Linked DNA regions of Mus musculus: region 1 is linked to region 2. The links are chromatin loops, found by intact Hi-C in ENCODE. Cell type or tissue: left cerebral cortex. All regions are shown on one strand.

The links. A loop is a pair of places that touch in the nucleus more often than their neighbours do. Peaks named below come from ENCODE experiments on the same cell type or tissue, not always from the same donor. Only the 100,000 strongest peaks of a DNase experiment are listed, where the experiment ranks them.
Region 1: it touches region 2 in a loop (2.3-fold over the local background); 2 of 42 quality-filtered maps call a loop at or near these places.

The regions. Positions count from the first base shown.
Region 1 is chrX:159,814,614-159,819,613 of GRCm38, forward strand. It overlaps Sh3kbp1 (SH3-domain kinase binding protein 1), which reads left to right. Exons shown (of 18, transcript NM_001135727.2): 5 at 1,964-2,093. Among named protein-coding and RNA genes, the nearest start is that of Map3k15, 170 kb to the right of the region's middle. In left cerebral cortex, no CTCF peak of the experiment used is centred here; DNase peaks (open chromatin) are centred at 2,758 and 3,096.
Region 2 is chrX:159,864,815-159,869,814 of GRCm38, forward strand. Sh3kbp1 (SH3-domain kinase binding protein 1) reads left to right here. Exons shown (of 18, transcript NM_001135727.2): 7 at 511-586. Among named protein-coding and RNA genes, the nearest start is that of Map3k15, 120 kb to the right of the region's middle. In left cerebral cortex, no CTCF peak of the experiment used is centred here; a DNase peak (open chromatin) is centred at 3,076.

The DNA of each region.
Region 1 (5,000 bases), 50 kb before region 2:
TGACAGCCATACCTAGATGCTATTGTGCGCATTCTTCTCCTAAGATTTTGTGGCCATGCAAATGTAATCAATCACTACTCCACAAATTTGTACCCTGTGAGTTCTCTATCAACCGTTGTAAAGGTATTGCTCTGGTTGTCTCCATTCTCTGTCATTCATCAGGCCCTCTCCCCTTTCTGGAATGCTCTGAAGATACTTCCCCTAATCTTAGCTACTGTTTCTAATTTCTTAATGGCCTATCTTAATTTTGACTTACCTCTTCTCAAATCTGTCTTTTACCATTCCAGATATAAGTGAGCTCAACTTGATGTAACAAGTCTGCTTTGTGCTAATTCATTTCTTTATCCTGCATTGCTAGCCTTAGTCTTTACTCACACCTTATCTTGATACATTGTCACTTTCTTTAGAAAAAAAAAAAAAACCTGGGACTTGTCATATGTAATTATGCACTCCTCGATTCTAGCAAAGAACCATAGTGCATATACCTTTAACAGAGACAAAGATCATGCTTAAGTATGGTATGCGAGATGAATTACCAGTTCAGTTACATAGATATGGAAGCAGGAATTTAATTTGGCAGGAGAAAATGAATAAGTTCACATAACAGCTAAGTTTCAGGGTAGAATTTGAACTGGGCTTGAGTTTTAGTTTTCTTTTTTATTTGTTTGAATTATTGAAGTTCTTGGACTGTACTTGTTGGCTTGGACTGGTGTAGTATATACATATAGGAAACCTTTAAAGGTTCTAGCTCTTTTTTTTTTCTATTGTTCCATGTGTTTTTGATAATGTCATTCTTGCTTGTCCTCAAAGTGACCTTATTTTTCTCTCCAGGAAGCCAAGTAAACATTCAGACATCTACTTTGCTGTTGGTAGATCCATCTCAAATCCTTCAGACAACTTCTCTTTCCCCATTTCACCTGCCCCCAGCTAGTTGGTCACGACCACTCCATACCTCAAAACTGAACATATCATGTCTCTTCTCATTACTTTCCTGGTCTAGGTCCCACTTCCTCCTCAGTTGGCCACAGCCTTCCAGCCCCCTAATATTCCAGTCTTTCCCCCACATTCCCAGAGAAACTCACGTGAAATCTCTCTACCCCTCCCAAGTTCTCAGCTCAGAGGTCTTTTTTTTTTTTTTAATTGAAAATAGATTCTGCTCTTAATTGCCCGGTTTTGGTTATCTTGCAAACTCCTCCTTCCCTTCTATCCCCCTCCCCGTCCCTTCTTTGTCTTACTCCCCCACTCTTCCTTTTTGTTTCTGTTGCTTGTTTGTGGTACTGACAGTTTTATATAGACCTTGTGGCACCATATTTCCAGCTACTTGATCTAGCTGGATAGCTCAGGCTCACCTCACAGGTACTGTTTATTTTCCTTGCTGTGTCTCTCCTGAGTGCTGGAATTACAGATGTGTATGCCCCTGCCTGGTTATATTCACAGGGCTTTTAAAAAAATAGTGGTTTTCATAAAACAAAACACATAAAATTACATAGTCACTCTGGTGAAGTACACATCTAACAAAAGCAAATTTTGATACAGTAATCTATGTGATAGCTTAATAGATTAAATAACCAATGCTACCCAGCAGGTACATTTCAAAGTACCAATGAGCACAAATGATATTTTGAGGTACATCATCTATGATATATTAGGAAAATATTCATGATTTATTCCATGGTAAGTCACCAGTTCTACTAATACTGGTATGCTATCTACATTCACAACCAAAGGGAATGCCAAATTTCAGTTAGAAGTTGACTAAAATGAAGTGTCAATTTTTGGCTGTTTGTGTTGGATTTCAGGTTAACTCCCTTTACTTGTCTGAATCATAAGACCACATGTCCTGCTTTCTGTTTTCCTGGTAATTTTAGAGCATCGGATCCCTGTTCTGTGTGAGTTCTACTCTGTACCATGTCAGTAGGAGACCTGTCTAACCTCATCTTGGACCTCTGTTCTTTCTATGCAGGTAGAGGAAGGATGGTGGGAAGGTGTGCTCAATGGGAAGACTGGAATGTTTCCTTCCAACTTCATCAAGGAGCTGTCAGGGGAGTCGGATGAGCTTGGCATCTCCCAGGATGAGCAGCTTTCCAAGTCAAGTAAGGATGCCTACCATTCTGAACAGAAAGGGAAGAGACCAGTGGGCTCTGTCATAGCCTCCTTATATACTGTGCTTCAATGCCAAAGGGCTATGAGAAAAGCTTGTGGGTATTTTCTTGGCTCTTGCACCTTAGCCCACTATGATTTAATAAGTTTGTCACTGTATAGATGTGACCTATAGCTATATATTCTATATGTCTCTGGATAAGTGAGTACCAGCCTTTAGTCATGGTAGTACTGGCTCATGGGTGGCATAGATTGTTGTGCTTCCATATACTTACTTCTAGAATATCTTTTCCCAGTGAGTTTATAATTATTTTTTAAATAAATGCAGTGAGATGATCAGTATCCCCCAATGTCCTCTGAAGAACTTAGGAAAAAAACTAACGATTATTGGTTGCAAGATACTGTGTACAAGATAAATGCATGCCAGTACCATTGCATATATGACAAGATAGTCCAGCCTCACCTTGAATGAGGAAGTGGTTCCCTTTTGTAATGGTGAGAACGAACTTCAGGTCTTTTTTTCTCCAGGGCCTGAAGGTTTCCTTCCAGCTTCTCTGCTGCCCTTTCCAGCTCATGGAGCAAAAGGTCAGGACCGGGAAGCTTTGTTCTCCCAGTCACTAACCCAACTCCCCATGTGGGCGTCTGTGTTTATTTTGTGCTGTGTTGAGCCAAGGTCATGGCCATGAATGTTGTAGGAGATTCAGCTATGTCATTAGTAGTGTCATGCTACTTGCTGACTTTCTTTCCTGATGTGAGGAAGACAGCCCAGTCTTACCAAAACAATTTTCAAATAGCTTCACTTTCCATTTTGAAAAGTTTAATTTAAACAGTATTCTTCTATTGGCTTGGTATCCCTGTATTCATTCAGTAGTTTAATTGGATAAGTGTTTGATTTGGAAGTTGAAGCTATTTCCAGATAAGTACTTATGTGACTCTTTTTGGTGTGTGTGGGGTGGTAGTGTCTCAGCAGTGGCTTTGGGCTGTACAGCTGGCCACAAATAGAAGCAACTGTACTAGCTGGCTGACTCAGTGTCTGCAGCAGGATCCCTTCCTTCCACTGAGAATCCTCTGCTCCAAACTCCATTATATCCTCAAGTCTTGGATGTGAAGGATCAGGATGGCTGTTCAGATCGACTGACGTACTGAGGAGCTCCTGTCACCTTCTCTGAGCTGAGACAAGTGCTTCTCCACCAATGTGGCCAGCTCAATGCGTAGAGCAGTGGTAGCTTCTTTTGCCCCTCCTCCCACTCCACAGTAGAATTTTAACTGTTCCAGAATCTTCTTTTATACACTAGAATAGCATCATGCCTGGTAACTAGGTCCCATATTAATAATACTGTATCTCTGGAACATTGTGAGTTAAATGTTTCTGTCTGTCTGTTTGTTTGTTTGTTTGTTTGTTTTTAAGGGGATTATATTTTTGGAAAAGGGTTATCATAACTTTATTTTCATGGGGAAATGAAATCTAAGTTCTAACAGCAATAGCATACATAGGAAGGTCCTCAGTAAATGGTAGCTCTTATTGCTGGTAAGATAGACTTGGAACATGACCAATTAGTGTTTAGCCATTTGTTTTCTCTTTGCTACCATGGCCACTGAAGCACCATGATTATGTTTTAACAATTACTTTGTAATTCCTTTACTGATGCAGAGAGGGAGATTGGGGACTGCCTCTTGACTTCCTGGCGGTTACCTAATCTTAGCTATATAGTCTCAGAAGTGAAGACTTTCAGGAGAATACATGCCATAGTTTTGGGAACTATTGAAACAAACTACACCATGAGATGGTCTTCTCAGTCACTTGGCTATCCTTTACCTACCCCTCACACCAACTCATTTATTAGATAGACATCTGTTTCAGAACAAGAACTGTCCAGCAGTTTTTGTAGCTGTGTTGAGTGCAGCTGCCCATTGCTGAGAGGGCTTGAGGTCCCTGGAGAAGTATGTTTTTCTAACAAGGATGGATGCTTCTTATAAACACAAAACAGAACAAAACAGTGCTTGCTGTAGTCTTCCTAAGTATACAGTTAAGAAAAGCAGGGCCCAATATGGCCCTATCTGCTTGCTTATATTTGTCCATTCCCTTTGTCTTCTCTTTATTTCCTTCTTCTAGTCTTCATTAATTAAATCTCTGTTGAGCTCAGAAGTGGCTCTGTAGTTACTAAGATCTTCCCTGGTGTCTTGAAGAGTCAGAGACAAATGAAGTACAGATGGGGACCTTGTCTTCAGTCAACTCATCTTGCAGAAAGGAGGCAAAGGCTCAGGAAACTTCCCTAGGAGCTGACATTTGAGTGGGAGTAGGGTACAAAGGCAGAGAGGCCAGTCCCATGGTAATGTGGGGGAATAGTAGTCAAAAGGGCTTCATAGAAGAGGAGATGTGGAAATAATGTTGTTGTTGCTTTCTGAATTGTCACCCTGCCCTAACAGACAGAAGTAGCACCTTTCAGTGTTGTGGTAGTGTTTTCAGTACCTGTCAACACTTGTGACTAGCTTCATCATAGGATTATCCTAAAATGTATATATAACCATATCACATTGCTACAGAGATCATGTATATGATGGGATGCATCCAAGTTGGACCTTTGAGTTTAGAATGGTCTGCTTATTCTCTTCAGCAGAGAATAGTGTTAGGACTTTGGATATGCTTTACTTCTTTTAGAAAAAAAAAACTTTTTTGTTTTGAAGTAATTAAGATTCATAGGAAGTTGTTAAAATAAACACAAACTATATAGGGAGGATCCACGTGTACCTTCATCCACATTTCTCCAGTGATTGCATCTCCTATAATTACAGTAAATGCATATTTGTTTCTGTTCTGCAGTTGAAAGATACTAAGTATAGTTGGTGTACAAACAGCTTCTAGCTTTTTCTCTGCTATGAGCCAAAATGTACTTAATCAG
Region 2 (5,000 bases):
TGGGTCTGGACAGTCTAGCTTCTGCTTGACTGTCCACCTCCCTCTTTGCCCACCTTTTTCCACCAGCTCTTGTCCCTATGATAACCCCCTTCATTTCTGTCCACATATTTCCATTCTTCCCCTATGGAGTTATTCTGGAGTGTCTCCAATGGGCCAGACACTGGGCCTCCATAAATGTGATCAACTTGTCATAAAATAAAGGAAACTGGACCTTTTTGTCTGTTAAAAATAATAGCAGACCTGTAAAACGTATCAAGAGAAAAAGAGAAATAGAAGGTACCAAGAGCCTTCTCTATTATTTTACCTCTCTCTTACCCATTTTACCCCCGTGTTGGTCACTGTCGGGGAAGACCTATTATTATGTGGCAGCCTATCCGCAGAACAGCCTCGACTAATGGCTGTGGTTTTTGGAGCCACATCTGGGGATTTTCTCATTGTGAATTTGATTTTGTCCCTTTGATTAATGAAGTGAATCGTCCTGATGTGTCAATCGCCTTATTCTCTCCGCAGACAATTGGGAAGAAGTTACCTCCAGCTACATCAACTCCAGACCCATCGAAGACGGAGATGGACAGCAGGACAAAGAGTGAGTTTCCTTAATTACCCTAAATCCTTATATACCTCTGAAAGCGTTTGCTATTAAAGCGTCTCTATTAAAAAGCACACAAACGTGTGTCCTTAGATCTTCCATGAGTAGACTGGCAGCACAAGACAGAATCGGAATTTTTCCGTGTTTTTCGTATGGGTTTGATTCTTTCCTGCCATGTGCATTGTGCCAACATGCAAAGCTAGAGTTTGTCCATATTGGCACAGGCTAGGTGACCTCAGGCCCCAGGAGTGCTAGCTAAAGCACATCAGGGATTCCTGCATCTTCCAGGAACAGTCACTAAACTAACATTACTTTTGTTTCACTTATGTTGGACTCCTCAAGACATCTTTTTTTAAAGAAAATTATTTCTAATTATGTGTGTGTGTGTGTGTGTATGTTTTTATGGAGATATATGCATGTGAATTCAGGTGCCTGCAGAGATCAGAGGCTTTGGAGTCCTGGTAACTGGAGTACTAGTCATGTATGAGCCATCTGATGAGGGTATGTTGGGATCTGAACTCCAGTCCTCTGCAAGAGCAGTGCACACTCTTAACCACTGAGCTATCTCTCCAGCCTGACATCTTTGCTCAAATACCTCAGAATCTTTCTAGAGCAACTTTCAGACCTATAGAATACCTTTCTATAGATATTTCAGGCAGCAGACTAGGTGAGTAGATGGGAAAAGATTAGTTTCATTTTAGAACAGTGTGATCCAATAGAAAAATCACATGAACCAGTATATGATTGAAAATTTTCTGGAGACCACATTAAAAAATGGAAGCTCATTTTAATGTATTTAAGTCAATATATGTACATAAAACCTTTTATATATGTAATCTCTGTAAAATTATTAAAAAGATGCTGTACTTTTTCTCAGTGTGATGTCCTCACAGTGTCATATGTGGTTTGCATGTTTTATGAATCTCAGTTTAGAGTAGCAGCCACATTTCCTAGTGCTCAGGAGTCACATGTGCCTATTGGTGACCACGCTGGACAGTGTATTTTAAGAGTAATGCTGAAGCCCTTGACAGAAAACCATAGCTCTCAGAGATAGTCTCTGCTGAGACAAATATGAGTGATCAAGGGCTGGGAACATGCATTTAGGTTGATCTGCATGACATGTTCCAATAGAGAAACAGTTACATGAACTTTTTTATAGCCACAAAACAAAAGAAACTCATAAACCAAGGCTTTTACACAATACTTCAGTGGGAGCAACAGGTTATGGGCAACTCCGAAAAATCTCTGCTATAGGTTTTAGATGTTCTCTGATGACATTCTTAGCTTTTGGTTTGGCAAATCCTAGTGATCTACTCAGTATACTTTTTAAAGGCTTTTCCTGATACAGAGGTGGGTGGTAAATAGTTATTAAGAGAAATGAAGATAGATCCAGATAATTTTGACTCTCAAAGATTTGTACCATTCTATCTCTTCAGTCAAAATTTGAAAGTCTGTAGGCCTTGTTGAGCCTTCAAGATACATGTGGCATTCTTCCTGGGAACTTTCTGGGGCCTAAGATGAGCTCCTTGGGCTAAGTGATGTGCCCCATTGCAGATACTCAGCGACCTCAAGCATGTGGTAGAATCCTGCCCCTAGTGTATGCCTTGTTCAGTCCTGTAAATGTCAATGAACCACATCTGTGTGCCTGGCTCTCCCACAACATTATGGTGGTGGAACTGATTACTTGCAAAGAAGGGATTTTATAGTGACTGGAGAGAGTATTTTGTCTTAGAGTCCTAGGAGGGCCAGATGTTATTCGTTACTGACATGGCCACAGACAGATAGCTTTAATTTCTCTGACCTTTACTCCCACTATCTGCTTTGTGTACGCAGTCAGAATGTTGCCCTAGACAAAGAAAATCCCTTAGTTGCCTCCCAGTATCTTCTTCCTCTCATTCAGTCTTGAAACCTTTAGGACTCAGTTGGAAGGTTTTTCTACTCCCAAATATTGAGCACCCTAATGGGAGAGACAAAAGGAAGAGGTAGGTGAACAGTTCTATGAGAAAATGGGATAGTGCTGGGAATTAATATTAATGTGCCTGTTGGTGGGCATCAGGTCAGCAAGGTCTTGAGAGATTTGTTGTTTACTATTGGGCATTTTCCATGGATTTAGGGACAAGAACTTTGACAGTTGAATTTTACTGTATACGTTTTCCCTTTGGCTTTCCTTGTCAAAAGTAAATTTTAGAGTAATTGCTCTCCTACGATTGCCATTTAGTGGAACGCTAAGCCATTGTAATTCCTCCAACCTTTGGGCCAGTTCCCTGTTTCTGGATCCTGATGCCACATCCGTGTTTAGGTAATGACCCAGAGTTTATCATCCAGGCAGCCTACTTGCTTCTTCCTTCTGACCTAAAATAGAAACCTATGGCAAAGGATGCCCGGCAGTACAGAGGAGAGCTGTTTCTTCCTGCCAGCTGTCTCTTCAGCACACTAAGCCACAGGCCCACATCAGGATTCAGAGTTATGATGACTCAAAAATACTCATGCGAGTTGGTATTTTTTGAGTGATCCAGATTTATTTAAGCAGGGAACATTCTCCCCACCCCACCCCCAAACAAAAGGCTCTCATGATGCTGAGATTCATCAGCAACTCAGGCTGGGGAACAGATTGCCATCATTTTCATAACAAGAGGAAAACTATCTAAATATTCATAACAAAGTGCCTCGAGGTGCCTTCAGCCTATCACATCTGGTATCTCCCTTTTTCTTATTACAGTTGGTACAGATTTGTTGTCTCTGTAGGTTAGAAAAATCACCCCAAAGACAGGCCTCTTTGGCATCCTTCTGAACTATTCAATATTATAGATGCAGAAGACTGTAGATCAGTGGTTCTTATGCTGTGGGTCATAACCTCTTTGGGGTCAAATGACCCTTTCATGGGGGTCACATATCAGATATCCTGTATATCAGATATTTACAATGTGATTCACAACAGTAGTAAAATTAGAGTTAAGTAGCAAAGAAAATAATTTTATGGTTGGGGGTCACTACAACATGAGGAACTGTATGAAAGGGTCACAGCACAACATTAGGAAGGTTGAGAAGCACTGCTCTAGATGAACAAGTAGGTTTGGAAAATCTGGATAAAGTATGATTGGAGGTGCAAGTGGGCTGTTTCCCATGTTACACCTCATTCACTTAGTGACTGGACATTTGCACCACCTCTGAGACCATTGACTTGCCTCTTGGGAATTATTGTCTATAGTAGTGACATGTGGTGCTTCATTGGTACCATTAGATTGTTGATCCCTCTAGGTTTAAGACAGACACTGCATTTGATTTTCCCATCATGCAGCCTAGAACAGTGCCGGAGACTCACTGGATATACAGTGAGTGGAGGTTGAGCAAGTGGAGACTTTTAAAGGACTTCTGACATTGTGGGGTTTTGTTGTTGTTGTTGTTATTGTTCACTTCTTCTACTCAAATCTCACCCATACTGTACCTGACACATCCCATATGAAGCACATCTCCTCTTTATCCACTGATGTTTTTTTGTCTACCAGAGCCCTCATGTTCAATCCCCCCCAAAGTCCCCTCTCTCCCTAGGAAGCACCTTTCACCACCCCCCAATACATCTGTTCACTGGATTCAGAGGGAGGGCCTTCCTATGATGGGTCCCAGCTACCTAGGTGGTTGAAAATTGACCTTTCAACTCCAGTCCTCTTAGAGAAGAAAGGCTTCCTGTTTTCCTGATGACTGGCCTTTCTCCCAAAGTCTCCAAGCTTTTCATCTGAGCAGACAAAGCTGCCGATGAGAGAACAGTGCTCCAGCCTCTATTCTGAGCTAGAACAGAAAGGCTTTGCTTCTCAGGTTTTCATTTTATTCTTTTGAAACAATGCTTCTTTTTCAAACAGGAAAGTGAAAGGGTGTTCTAATTAATGCTTGGGACATAATTGAAAAGACAAGTTCCCAGCAGCGTCTAAGATCAAAGGCAATTGAACAGTCAGCTTCTTCGGAAGGGAAGCTGTTGGGTTGGAATTGACAAATATGGTAATGTACGCTCCATGTCTGAACTCAGTCTGAATGTAGATTGAATGTACTTACACGTGGGCCAGATCATTCTCTATCCCGGGGACTGTCCTGTGTATATCACAGAGTATTTAGCAGCATCCCTGCCCTCTGTTCAATAGAAGCCAATAGAACCTGTTCCTCTCCTGTTGTGGCAATCAAAACTGTCTCAAAGTATTGCTAATGTTCCTTAGAAAGCCTAACTTGTTCTGTATTTTGTTACTCTAGTAGAATACCACAGGCAGTTTATAGGTGGTATGTATTTGCCTCATGGTTCCGGGGGCTAGGCAATTAAAGGAAACATGCCTGGTGAGGGATGTTGAGTTGTTTTATAACATGGACCAAAGAGAATAAGAGTTTGGAGATGTACACCAGTGGGTAAAGTACTTATCTACTATGC